Linked DNA regions of Homo sapiens: region 1 is linked to region 2. The links are chromatin contacts, found by Hi-C or POLR2A ChIA-PET in ENCODE. All regions are on one chromosome and are shown on one strand. Each heading gives the region's core, a stretch centred on a gene start or an enhancer-like site at or near the end of the contact. The rest is flanking DNA. Distances are from core to core; before and after follow the strand shown.

Region 1 (6,880 bases), core at 3,224-5,723, 200 kb after region 2:
TTGGTTGTGTGTTTTTTTTAAGCTCCTCTCTCACGGTTAAAGGGAGGACGGGGTCATTTCTGGCAGATGGATAAGACAAATGAAAATGTGGAGACAGTTATGGAGAGGACATTGTGTGTTTGATAAGAGGCCATTCCATGGTTGTTTAATCAAAACTCAGAGTATATGACATGGAGTGAGGTCAAACTGAAGCCCACATCAAAGCAAAAGGAGGAGCCTTGTAAACTATGCCAAAAGGTTGGACTGCATTAAAGGCCACAGAGGAACCAATGAAAAAAATGTTCACCAAAGAGGTACAATGAGATTCATTCTTTTGAAAGGTCATTGTGCCCAGTGTGGAGAAGGAATTAGTGATGGCAGGTTCAAGGCTGGGAAACCAGATAGGAAGGTGCCAAAGTTAGGGTAGGAGACGAATGACTCAACAAAAGTCAGGAGCAAAGGCTCCAGAGACGAGAGACCAGATTCTTCAGGGAAGAATGGGACACTTGGAGACCAGAGGGACATGGAGGACAGAATAAGGTGACATGGATAGCCTTCAAGGTTTCTGACTTATGCAATTTGTTGGATGATAATGTTTGCTGCTGAGAGACGGAATTCTGGAGAAGAAAAAGATTTGGGAAGGAAAAGTCTCTGCTTATAATTTTGAAAATATGTTGGGTTTAAGGAGCTATGAGGAGTCTTCACTACACAATCAACAAGACAGTGTATTTCAGTATAAACGTGTTGCCCATTAGCATCTCCTCTTTGGATCTTTTATGCCAAAGAATATTTCTTTAAAACTTAAATACAACAACACTGTTACTTAATTTTATATGATCACAGCACTTCTAGTCAGAAGAAGACAACCTGAAGGAAATCTGATCCTGCCTATTTTGTACAGCATGTAAATTTCAAGTTTTATCTTCTGGTAGAGAAAAGAACTGTATCAAAGAGCTTTATGATCCTCTAATCTTACCCAGAATAGTCAAATCTAAGAAAAGTGGTATTTTGAAATCATTGTCTTAGCTGGATTCACATTTACAAATAAAGCATATGGAGTGAGACATCCTTTTTACTAGGGGTAAAGAGAATGTCCAATGTTAATAAAAGTGCTCCTTCAAGGCTCCACAACCAGCATTACGTACCTAGTAAAGGAACAACACCAGAAGCTATGACATAAGGTACACACAGGGAAAGCAACAGCACAGAGATCACGGGAGCTGCCAGTTTACGAACAATATAGTGAAGGTCAATGTTCCGGATGCCATTTGCGTAAACCTGAAACATTACAAAAAGCAATTAGAACAAAGATACAAGACAAATTCCTCCAAGTTAATACAGCAATCTCCACACAACTGAATCTGCCAACCCAAAAATAGTCAAACTGGTTACTTCTTCTAAAGTCAAGGCAAATTCTGGTATATCAACATAAGCATAGTGCCCACGAGTTTCTGAAGAAATGTATTTACCCACTAACGCTCTGCAGTTAGCTCTGCTAAGTGATGAAATAAGACACTAATCTAGAATAATTTATACTCTACTTGCACTATACAATACCAGATGACATTCAGTGGTATTCATTCAAGACCACATTACTTGAAGTAACTTCATACATCTTATGAAAGAGATACGTAATATGTAATATTGTGTTATTATACAATATTGCATTCATTTTATCTGAGTATGATGAGAAAACACTGAAGCAGGAAGCGTTTCTGAAAAGCTTGCATAAATCAAATTTTAACAAATCAAAAGGTATTTAAAAATTTAGTATGAAAGAATTCTATAGTGAATATAAAAAAAGCAAGTCCAAGAATTACTAGAATATTTCCATCATCTTATCCAGAAAATTCTACAAGAGTAATGCAGAGGAAAGAATGGATGGAAATGGGAAAACCCTGGGAACAGAAAATTTAGATGGAGTGCAGACAGAAACAAGGCTTAGAAGGCTGTTATTTTCTTCTCCTCTTGCCTCACCAGCAGCACTTAAACCTCTCTTAGCTGTGACTGAATGTAGCATAACTCAACCCCATCACCTCGGAATTTGAATGGCAAACATGCTTAACCTTTTAAAGGCATGCTGCCATTCCCAAAGACACCTAGTTAACCCAAATGCATTTTAATCAATGAAGCAAGGCATCCCAGTGTTTCTCAACCATTTCCAACCATTTTTCTTAAATTTACAGAGACACACACGCACATACGCAAGAGAAAACAATGAATAAGATAACAAATTATTTAGAAGATCAATGATGTTCCACAGCCTCCAGTATGAATAAATCCCATCTCCATGCTCCTTTTTCAAGGGCCAGAGGCTAACCTGGCCATTCTAGAGTGTACTGGCCTGCACTCTGATCCTGAAGGGATATGAAGCCAGAAGCCCCCAATCCATCACACTCCTGGTGGACTTCAGAATTAGCCCATACTTTAGAGACACACACAAACACACTGCAATTTGCTGGCTCCCTAACCCCCCTACTCCTAAGAATCAAAATCTTGAAATACAGGCACTTTTTGAACAGATTTTCTTGAGCATGCTTGGCTAACTACTGTCTTTACTTCTCATACAGCAAAAAGAGGTGTACTTTACTGCTGCAGAACTGTTATGTCTTACTTATGTGGCACTGGCCTAAGGATAAGAGGGGTCCCCACAAGTACATTTGCCATATAGCTAAAGCGTAAAGTAGCAGCAAAATCTGTTATGTTGGCCATTTTGGATAGAAATTTTCCTTAAATGAATTACCATACTTTCTAGTCTTATTATCGGAGTGCTAAAGCACAGTCTACCTTTTCCAAGGTATTCCCACAACAATCAAATTATCTGGCAGTTCTGTAATACAATAATAGTCTTAGGTACTATGTAGCTAGATGAAGCCAAAACAGCTCTCCTTTTGTAATGTTTTTTCCTCTGTCTTCTTTTATTACCTCGAGCAATAACCTTTCCCCCACTCCAAATCTACTACAGGCTTAGAAACATTAATATCAACCTTCACCAGAAAAAAAGCACGTATTTTCATTTTTGTCTCCACTATGAACAGGGTTCTAGATACCGTAAGCTACTGGTTAACCTTCAGATAAAGGATGGCTTAAACGTGGTTGATGAAAATTCATGGGAGTATAGAAAACCACAATATGCCACCCTAAAAATATGCCTCTTAGGCATAAGGATTGTTTTGAGTTGAATGCAACTGAGAAAGAATAGATGCAGGAAAACTTTCCGTCCTCCCTCTATTGCCTAGAAGCAGAATATAAATGTATAAAGACAAAAGGTAGCCCACCCCACTTCCCTACACCATGAAGGACAAAGATTACCCACTGAAGAGAGCTTTGGGCCTTTCTGGGCCTCTAGATGGCACCAGAGGAATCAACACTGCCAAGCTTTACTAAGGAGCCGCATCTGCCAATTTTTTGCTTCCCCTCACTTGCCACCCCTAGAGACTCAAAGTCCTTTTCCTTCATCTTGTCACTTCTCTAAAAATTTATTATTCTTTGTTGAAGATTCGTTGGAATTCAAAGCCACCTCTTTGAAATTACTCATTCCCTGGGTATCTCCATGTATATATGAAATATGTACTTTAATAAACTTTTGTTTTTCTGTTGTCTTTTATTAAAGGGTTCCATTTTAACTAAAAAAAACAAGGGTTGAGAACAAATTATTTTCCTCCCCTACAGTGGTAAAACTAAACTGCTGTCTTTAAAAAAAAAAAAAAAGGTTATATATGCCCATCAAAAAAAATGTAGAAAACTCAGCAAGGTAGGAAGATAAGAAATAAGAGTTATAGCTGCCAAACATAAACACAACCAATTCCAGAATGTCTTTCTCTGAAAACTGATTTTGCTTACCTGTTCAATTACAGTTTTCAACCACCACTGAGGACCCATCAATGTTATAGCTGCAATGATTTTGGCATGCAGGACTCCAAGTGCCCAGTCCTAGGGAATTAAAAACCATTTAACATATTTCTGTTGTTTTTTAACAATAAACACAGCAGAGAGGCTGTATAATTTTCTTACATTATTTCACATCAAAATAGAAGTTCTATAGGATTGGCAACAATTTTACAAAAGACTAACGTACTGAAAACCCAGAGAATTTTTTTTCTTCAACAGCTCAAATTCAATGTTTCCATCAAAAATTGTTCTTCTATCTTTTAAAAATCTATATTGTTTTCCCAAGAGTTAGAGAAAGTCTGGTCATTAATGGATATCTCAAAAAGCAAATAAAATAAATGCCAAGATTTTATTTCAAACTATCTTTAGGCTATTTCATTGGTTTCAAGTGAGCTGATTTATGTCAAATTAAGACTGTGGAGCAAAGTTTGGCCTAAGAAACCATTCTAAAGGCTCACAGATAGCTTCTAGCTTGAAGCATTTGTGGTTCTACTGGGGAACTGTTACTAGGTTCCTCCTCATGGTGCAACGGACTCTTGGCCTGCCCACCCTCCAGCTCTCCACCAGACAGAGTGATGACTACTTCCTCCCTCCCCACAGCCCCCTTCCCCACCACCACCAAGTATCTCTTTAAATGCAAATCAGATCATGAACGTAACTTCCCTGCTTAACAACCCTGAAGTCCTTAGCAAGGCACACAAAACCCTTTATAACCTGGTCTCTATCTAGCTTATTTAAAACAACAACAACAAAAAACGGTATTAAAAAAAAAAAAAGAAACCACATGTAACATTTAGACTGATTCTTACATAAAACCAAAATCTTTACAGAAAAGACGGGAGTCCTCTGTGATCACTACCTTAAATCCTGATCCCTCCCCAGCAATAACCACTATTAGCTTTTGGTACATACCATCCATGTTTTTCCCCATGCATTCAGCTGCATCTATACATCTATATCCCATAGAAAGTATGTAGTATCATTTTCATATGGACTTTGCTCAGATTGTTAATTCTCCTCTTCACTGTCTACCATCTTGAGGCCAATGTTCCCATTTCTTTACTGGTTTGATTGGTTATTCTAAGGATCTTCTTCAAATGGGGTGAGAGGTTGATACATACACTGAATTCTTGAATACCCTCAAATATCAATCTTCACCCTGATAGGTGAACAGCTAAATGATTTTTTGTCTGGGTAGAGGAAGCTTGGCTTTTGTCCCTTTTACCCAGTCGTCTATAAATTCTCTGATCTTATGGTTTTCAGTGCTACAGAAAAAAAGTCCAATGACAATGCAGTTTTTTGAAGCTTGTTTTGATTTCCCCGTGTCTAATAAGATATACCCAATTACGTGTTTTTATCTTGGATCTCAATCTTACCAAATCTCATGAGCCCCTTCAAACTACAGAATCAGATCTTTCTTCAATTCAGTTAAATTTTCTCCTGTTTTTGTATCAATGCTGCCTCACATTTGTTCCTTCTGGAACCCCCGTTATCAGTACGCTAAGTCTCCTAGATGTTTCCTCCAAAACATTTCTCTTTCTCAATTTCCTCTTCCGTTTTGCCCAGTGCTTTGCATTCATCTTCCAAGCCTCCAAGCCAAGCCCAGTGGTGACTGTCCACATCTTTTTTCACTACTAGATTTGTCTGAAATCTATGTCATACAGCTCCACAACAACTGCGTTCTGCTTTAGAGCTGCTGTTTGTATGTGCGTGTGAACATACTGCACTCGGCGTCCGTGTATTTCCTCTTCTCTCTGGAAGCTCATGGCTCTGCAAGCAGTGCTGTCAAACTGGCATGTGTTCTGACTGCTCTGCCTTAACTTCCTTTCTGCGGCTGCTAAGCCTCCTGCATATAAAGCACTTGTTATAATTTCCTCTGCAGCCTCAAGGAGGCTTGGGCCTGGCTGAGAATATCCTAAAGGGCTTCAAAAGGATCTTTTACGTCTTCAGACCTTTGGGATAGCCCTCCAACAGTCTCCTACTGAGGAACATGAAGAAAGCCTCCCTGCTTTTTCTCACAGGCAGGGAAGATGCAACAACCCACCAATTCAGCTTTCTCTTGGCCTTCTGGGAGTCCAGCAGACACCCAAATGAGATTAATGTTTACCCAAGGAGGTCCAAGATCACTGTGATTCGCGTTCTCCAAAAACCCACTGCTTTGCAGTCCTCTCCTGCCAGACAGGACACACCACACTAGCTGCTCTGCTAGAATTCCAACTGGCCCACTATCCCACGGAGCTGCAGCCACTTGCTGCAGGAAAGGCAAGTAGCTTAAAGTCATGAATTAAGAAAAAGCAAACTGTTCCTTCAAAAACTTGGGGGTTTAATGCAAAACATTAAGGATAGCACGCTGCACATTATCTGTCTACAGCTTGTGCTTTCCCCCAACTCAGAAACACGTCTGGGAGCTATCGATATCAAAACAAATATCTCTACTTCATTTTTTCAATTGCTGCATTGATATTCCACATTTTATTTGGGCATTCTCTATTGGTGGACATCTAGATCACTTCTCATTTTTTGCTATAAAAAATGATGTATTTGCAGAAACAGCCTTGCTCATGCCTCACAGTAGATTCTGAAAAGCCAAACTGCTGAGTCATAATATATAAGCATTTTTAAACTTTGATAGTACCAAAGAATTCTCTAAGGTGATGATGATTTCAGAAGTAATGCTGAGTACTGTAAAGACCACCAAAAATACAAGTATAACTAGAACAAGTTGCATTTATTACTCATTGCAGCAAGGGAGTAACACATCATGGAGAACTTGGGGCCCCTCAGTAAGAGTGCTAGAAAGGGGTTATTACAGGATTTCAGCTTATGTTAGGGATTTGGGGGAGGATTTAAGAAGCAGGAATTTGGTCTGTATCAGATGCTATTAGAAAGCAGAGTAATCTGTGAATGGTTATCTTAATAAATAAATCTTATCTAGAAAAAGTGGCAGAAGCTAAAACTGTAATTGGTAATGAGGCAGTAACCAATCATGTTAGCCAGTAAAGGGGAATGT
Region 2 (6,424 bases), core at 2,954-5,453:
TCACGGGCCTCCGAGAAGGAAAAGTGAAATCCTGAGCCATCCAACGGACTGAACCGACCCCCTCCTGCCCAAGGGGACCCCAGAGAACCCTTGAAAACTGAGTCCTGGCTATGACAGGATGGAAGGGCAATGCGCCTCGTTATACCCATTCCTTGCTAACCGTGAGGCTTTCTTTCCTAAGTCTAAACAGAAACCAGCCCGTTCTAAAGACTCCTCCACTGATATAAACCAACCGCCTGATGCTGCCCCGCCGTTCTGCAATTTGGATGAAACAACCGACCAGCATTCCGTCCTCATGAGAGACACTGGCCATGGCTTTGGAGTGCGTCCGGCAGGTCCACAGAGGACGCGCAGTGAGGGTTTTCATGTCCTCTGCTTCACCTTTTGAGGTCAGGGCCTGAAAACTCCACCCTCAGATCATGCTAACGCTGTTGCTTTTTGAACACAGGTCCCAGGGAGAGGCACGGAGCTCGATTGCACACTTGCGTGTTTCTCCTCTCATCGATATTCAATGCTTCTCCCATAGCTTATGGAATATGTGTATTGAGCCACCTCCTTCAGCATGCATTGTTCTTCTGTCTTGTTCTTCTGCCCCTGGAAGGGTCTGTTTCTGGCTTCTGGCCAGAGGCGCTGCTTCCCTGCCACAATAGCCACCCTGCAGGCTGCAACCCTTTATGAGAAGAAAGCTCTTCTTTCCAAGTTTATGAACCTCGTCAATCCTCAGTTCACTTTTCCTATTGAAAACGCAGGGGATTCTCCTCTTGCTGAAGGAGGCTTATCCCTGCTCCTCCCCTCCTGTGCTTGACAGCCACTCCCTGCCCACTGCTGTGGAATATTTATCAGATCCCTCCTGTTTCTCATCAACCTCTCATTCCTTGCAGACCCACTTCCCTCAGAATGCTGTTGGGGCTCAGAAAGCAATACCCCACAGTGAAGGCCTCAGAAGCAAAGGTTTCTCTCTGCCCTCCTGCCCTCCCATGTCTCAGTCCCTTCTTCCCTGAGGCCAGCCATCCAAACTGGAATCCCTCTTCCCCAAGGCAGATCTTTGAAACCAGAACCCCTTTTCCCTAAGGCCAGCCTAAAGGTTCCCTAAAACCTAAAAATACTGCCCTAACATAAAGAAATTATCTGACTTGCCATGTCCGACTGTAGGTCATAAGACCCCTGTTCCAGGGAGAGTCACTCCCAGAAGGAAGAAGTGCTGCTCAGAGAAACCTAGAAGAATCGAGGAGACAGGCAGGCCTGTGGGGTTTCCCCACTCAGTCTATTTATTAGCATTATATTTCTTCTTCTTTTTTTTTTTTTTTTGACACAGTCTCACTCTGTCACCTAGGCTGGAGTGCAGTGGCGCGACCTTGGCTCACTGCAACCTCAGCCTCCTGGGTTCAAGCCATTCTCCTGCCTCAGCCTCCCAAAGTGCTGGGATTCTAGGCATGAGCCACCGTGCCTGGCCTGTCCAACTATATTTCTACATAACTGTCCACACTTTGTTGAACCTAAGCAGAAAAATGGAAAATTCCTCCTGCATTTTTGGGTTTTCATTCCGAAGGCTCCCATGTACGCATGTTATGGGAACATGGCCTCTTTTGTATGCCTCTTCTCTTATTCACCTGCCTTTTGCAAGTTGATTTTAGTGAACCTTCAGAAGGCCCTTAGTTCCTACAATGCACTAATGGCCCATCTTCTTCACACTGCCCTTTGTTAAGTGACTTCCCAGTTCTCTGTCTAGTGGAACCTTGGCCGATGGGATGTTTGCAGGCGTGATGGAAGCAGAAGGTTGAAATGTACTTATCCAGACTTTCATGCATGTTTGTGCCTCAGCTGTCTCCCCAAGAAGAGCATGCCCAGGCTGGCTCGCTGCTCCCAGGAAGAGGATGAGTAATGCATGCAGCAGAGCTGCCCCAGCCGAAGTGCCCAAGAACAGGTCCCCGACTTGCCCACAGACTTGAGCAAGGACAGTTTAGATCAACAGATCCCCAGCCCATCCACAGATGCATAAGCAATAAAAACATCCCAGAGCATGGGAGTTGTTTGTTACACAGCAATAACTAGCTGACATGCATGCTCAAGGGTCTCTCATCTTAAAAGCATATGTGACTCACAGCAACCCCTGTGGGCCGTCTTCATGTTCCCGCCACCCTCCATCAACCATTCAACTCCGCTTCAGTCCAATTCCAGATCCATCTACTCTCACTGTTGCTAATGACACTCTCTGACTTTGCTGAAACCACCCCCAGCAGTCCCCAGTGACCTTCTTACAATGAGACTCAGTGGTGATTTGTCAGTTCTCATCACATTCAACATCTCCCCAGCATTTCCCACTCACTCCTCTCTTTCATCCTTTCTGAAACACGCTCTTTCCATGGACATGCAGATGCTCACCCTTCTGATTTTCCGCCCTCTCAACATTCTGAGCTCCTGTTCTCTCCTTCCTGAAATGCTGCTGTTCCTCAGCTGCCTGCTAAGCCCCCTCCTTATCTCATACACTCTCCTTTGGTGATCCTATACACTCCTGTGGATCCAAGTTTCAGCTCTAAAGCTTCCACATCAACTCTTTCCAGTTCTATCTCTTTTCTTCAGTTTTTTACCTGAGTATCTGTCTACTGAGTATTTCATCATGGGTATCCTACAAACTCAATGCATCAAACCCAAAACATCTTTCCTCCGAAGCTACTCCTCTCCCACATCCCTTATTCAGTGATGAACACCACCAGTCACCCCATCACCCAAGCCAGACGGCTGGACTCAGTCTCAAGCCCTCCACATCCTCCCTCACCCAAGCAATCACCACATTCTGCCAACTGCACCTCTGACATCACTTGAGCACGGGAATTTGAGACCAGCATAGGCAGCATGGCAAGACCTCATCTCTACAAAAAAAAGTTTAAATTTCCTAAAACTGTCTTTGTTTCTCCATCCCTGACCTGGGCTACCACGTCCCCATGGGGCCACAGCTCCTGTCCTGACTAGCCTCCTTTGTCCCACTTCTGCCCCCATTCATTCTCCACACCAGCAGCACGGTGACACCAACAGGGGCCTCTGACCATCCCCACTACTCATCCGAAACTCTCCATGGGCTCTGCTCTTTAGATGAGGTCTCAACTCTTCAATGAGCTGGTTTTTACCTCTTCACCCTCAGCTCTCACCGCCAATGCCCTCCCAATCCACTTTATGGTCAAACAGCCAGCATTCCGTGTAATTCACTCATGAGCCACACTTCCTCTAATCTAGTGGCCTCTGCACAAGGAGTCCCTCTACCTGGAATATTCTGCCTCCTCTTTTTACTTGGTGACCTGATGAGCCATCCCTTCCAACTCCAGGTCTTCCCTGGTGCCCCTTGACCCACGGTGTCTCATCGTCCACGTTCCCATGCATATATGGGTTCCCACAGCCGCCACAGCCCTCGTTACCCAGCTCACATGCTTAAAACTTCCAACTGACTGCATGCTCTGGGGTGCTCAATAAATATGCATTAGATGAAAAGGCTGAAACATTCCTACCACTCCTTTGGGAAAAGTTTATTTATTGAAAGTATCAGGGTGGGCAAGGTGGCTCGTGCCTGTAATCCCAGCAGAGAGGCCAAGGCCCGAAGAGGCCAGGGAGGCTGAGGCTAGAGGATCACTTGAGCTTAGGAGTTAGATACAAGCCTGGGCAACATGGCAAGATCCCATCTCAAAAAATAAAAATTAGCTGGGCTGGCCGAGCGCAATGGTTCACGCCTGTAATCCCAGCACTTTGGGAGGCCGAAGTGGGTGGATGACCTGAGATCAGGAGTTCGATACCAGCCTGGCCAACATGGTGAAACCCCGTCTCTACTAAAAATACAAAAAATTGGCTGGGCGTAGTGGCAGGCACCTGTAATCCCAGCTACTCAGGAGGCTGAGGCAGGAGAATCACTTGAACCCGGGAGGCGGAGATTGCAGTGAGCCAAGATCACATCATTGCACTCCAGCCTGGGCAACAAGAGCAAAACTCCATCTAAAAAAAACAGGCAATAAACACAAACTGCTCTAAAAATTGGAAAATGTTACAGAATTGGGTTGTCTAAGATTGACTGACTCAAGGCACTCAAACTGCAGTTCTCCAGACCAGGCCAGTAGAGGGAGCTGTCGGCTTTGGAAATATGACATCATACCAGCCACGCGGCATGAACAGACTCCAGGAATTCTTAGCATAAGGCATTTACCATGCAGATGGAGGGGCAGGGTTAGTAGGGGAGGGCAGCATCCCTGCTCTTTGCAGGGCAGGCAGGGGTCTGAAGGAGGAGCCAGGCAAGCCCCAAGCTGGCTGAGGAGCCCTCCTGGCTGGCCAGCGGGCAGGGGTGTGGCGCTGCCATGGCCAATCAGAAGAGCTCAGAAAAGCTCACAGGAAAAGATAAGGCAACGCTGGGAAACCGAGACTCACCAAGTTCTACTCTCTTATTTGAAACGGTATAAACTGAGAAAAAAGGAAGCACTTCAAAACAACATGAACATCACAATGAGATCACACTAAGATCGTGATCGTGTGCACTGCTAATAAAATAAGATAAATAACATGAAGAGGCATTGTTCCTGGGTTCTGACCAAGTCATAAATTCTCCTCTGAACTGGGACTCTCCCCGATTCAGCTCAGGAACCAGGGCTCCCCCGCAGCCCAAACCCACAGCTGCCCCTGAGAATCCCTCCCGTTCTGTCCCCGTCCCCGGGCAGCATCCTGCCAGGCTGGCTCTCAGCACGTAGCCTCAGAATTTTACAATTAAATGCAAGAAATAACAAGTTGCAAGCACACATCAGAGGTTCCTTATACCCAAAACAAGCTTCACGTGCTGTATCCCATCACCAGCTCAAAGAGACCCCTGGCGTTTCCTCACTTTACCACGTCCATGCTATTCTGTTAAAGCACAACAAGGAAACAGAAATAAACACACAACTCTATCCATGGGACTTCTTGTTCCTTTCTTTGGTTATCTTATTTTATTTTTGTTAGTGGAGCGGTGGTGAAAGTTGAAATGACTGGCTAAATGAGACTTAGGGATTACATGGGGATTTATTTTCAAACGTTCTCTCCATTTACAGACCTAGTACAGATTTGGCTGTATTTTTATTGTGCATTAAATAGCCGAGGAAATTAGACTTTTTAGAGAACACTCAAAAGGCAGATGAAGGCATTTGCATCCGAATTCGTACTCATAAATGCTGTGTCCTCCAGAAACCCAGAGCTTCCAACTCTCAGACAACCAACCCAGTTGCCATAGCAAATAATATAAACATATGGTTGCTTTAAGATTGCGCTTCACAATGCTGATTCTGCTTAGTGCGACTGCTGTCTACACAAGCCATCCTCCATCACTGGTTTGGCACGGGCTTGTGACGCAACCCTGGTTGGTGAGATGGCAACGATACTCTGCTGGAGCCTTCTGGAAATGTTTTCCTGTCTTATAAAGGGAAACGCCGACAGGGATTTGCTCCTCTTCCTTGATGTCCCTGAGTGTTGCAACGTGAAGCCGTGGCACTTCTAGCAGCTGGGGCCACCTTGGGACCATGAAGGAAAAGGCGAATGTATTTCTGAGAAGTGGCTCTAGGTCCCAGCATCACCCAGCTACTCAGTGAAGCAACCCTGCAACATCGCCCGCAGATGTCTTGTGTTGCAAGAGAAGGCAGTGTCCTTGTGGTTGAAGCCAAAAGCATCCTAACAGGTACTAGGCTCAAAAGAGAGCTGGGGAAATACAACTGAAAACCAGAGTTTTGGTTCATTTGAGTAGGGAAATACTGAAAAGACTGATCTCAGCCAGGGCTTGCAAGAACACTCTTGGACACTCAGGGGAAAGGAGAAATCGCCACAGCTTTCTAAAGACCACTTGGCAGCTGCATACACTTAAAACAGGCACAGCCCTTGCTGAAGCAATTCTGTTCTAAGAGTGTGTCTGCACATTGCTTCTCCTCTTCCTTGCCCTGCTTTCGGCCTAGGAAGCTGACCTGCACCAACAGCACCTGCCCAGTTTCCGCCCCAATGAGGTTTCTGGGTTGGCTCAGCAGGGGACCAGGGTGGAAGGAGCGGGACATCTGGCCCTGCCTCCCACTCCGGCCCCTGGCTGCGGTTCTAGGCCGAGGCTGCCTCTCGGGTTCCAGCTTCTTGGCCTGTGTCACTCGGGTTCTAGGCCGAGGCTGCCTCTCGGGTTCCAGCTTCTTGGCCTGGGTCACTCTCTGCAGAGTCCCTCCCCTTAATCCTTTCAATGTTGGTTCCCTTAACTCTACCCTTCCCCCCGTAATTGACAGGCCCTCATCAACTCCTCTGTTCAGCCCTCTGAGACCACCTGTCACTCAACATGCTTCAAGCTGCCAGGATCCTAACACGCTGTCCTCAGAGATGCACCCCAGATCCAAAGACTTCACTACAGCCTTGCTGCCGTTGATTAACTCAAAAGCCCACCTGTCCAGTAACT

What was found. Hi-C counts contacts between places; a loop is a spot of excess contacts on that map. ChIA-PET counts read pairs that join two places held with the same protein, here RNA polymerase II (POLR2A). Pooled maps may share reads with other maps.
Region 1: a loop to region 2 is called in a pooled map, with 2.4 times the contacts of the local background. The contact joins two enhancer-like sites. A Hi-C loop is called at or near these places in 7 of 50 pooled maps. POLR2A ChIA-PET finds 5 or more read pairs at or near these places in 2 of 52 experiments (HEK293 and Panc1).

The regions. Positions count from the first base shown.
Region 1 is chr5:10,420,767-10,427,646 of GRCh38, reverse strand. MARCHF6 (membrane associated ring-CH-type finger 6) reads right to left here. Exons shown (of 26, transcript NM_005885.4): 23 at 3,823-3,912; 24 at 1,125-1,257. Among named protein-coding and RNA genes, the nearest start is that of ROPN1L-AS1, 18 kb to the left of the region's middle. RefSeq lists an enhancer at 5,616-6,815. Within about 2 kb of position 4,473, at least 3 of the 41 ENCODE cell types and tissues checked have a DNase peak (open chromatin) inside an H3K27ac peak, as active enhancers do.
Region 2 is chr5:10,625,755-10,632,178 of GRCh38, reverse strand. All of the region lies in intron 2 of ANKRD33B (ankyrin repeat domain 33B), which reads right to left. Among named protein-coding and RNA genes, the nearest start is that of ANKRD33B, 65 kb to the right of the region's middle. RefSeq lists enhancers at 1-254, 425-504, 555-634, 4,236-4,285, 4,306-4,585 and 2 more. Within about 2 kb of position 4,203, at least 27 of the 41 ENCODE cell types and tissues checked have a DNase peak (open chromatin) inside an H3K27ac peak, as active enhancers do.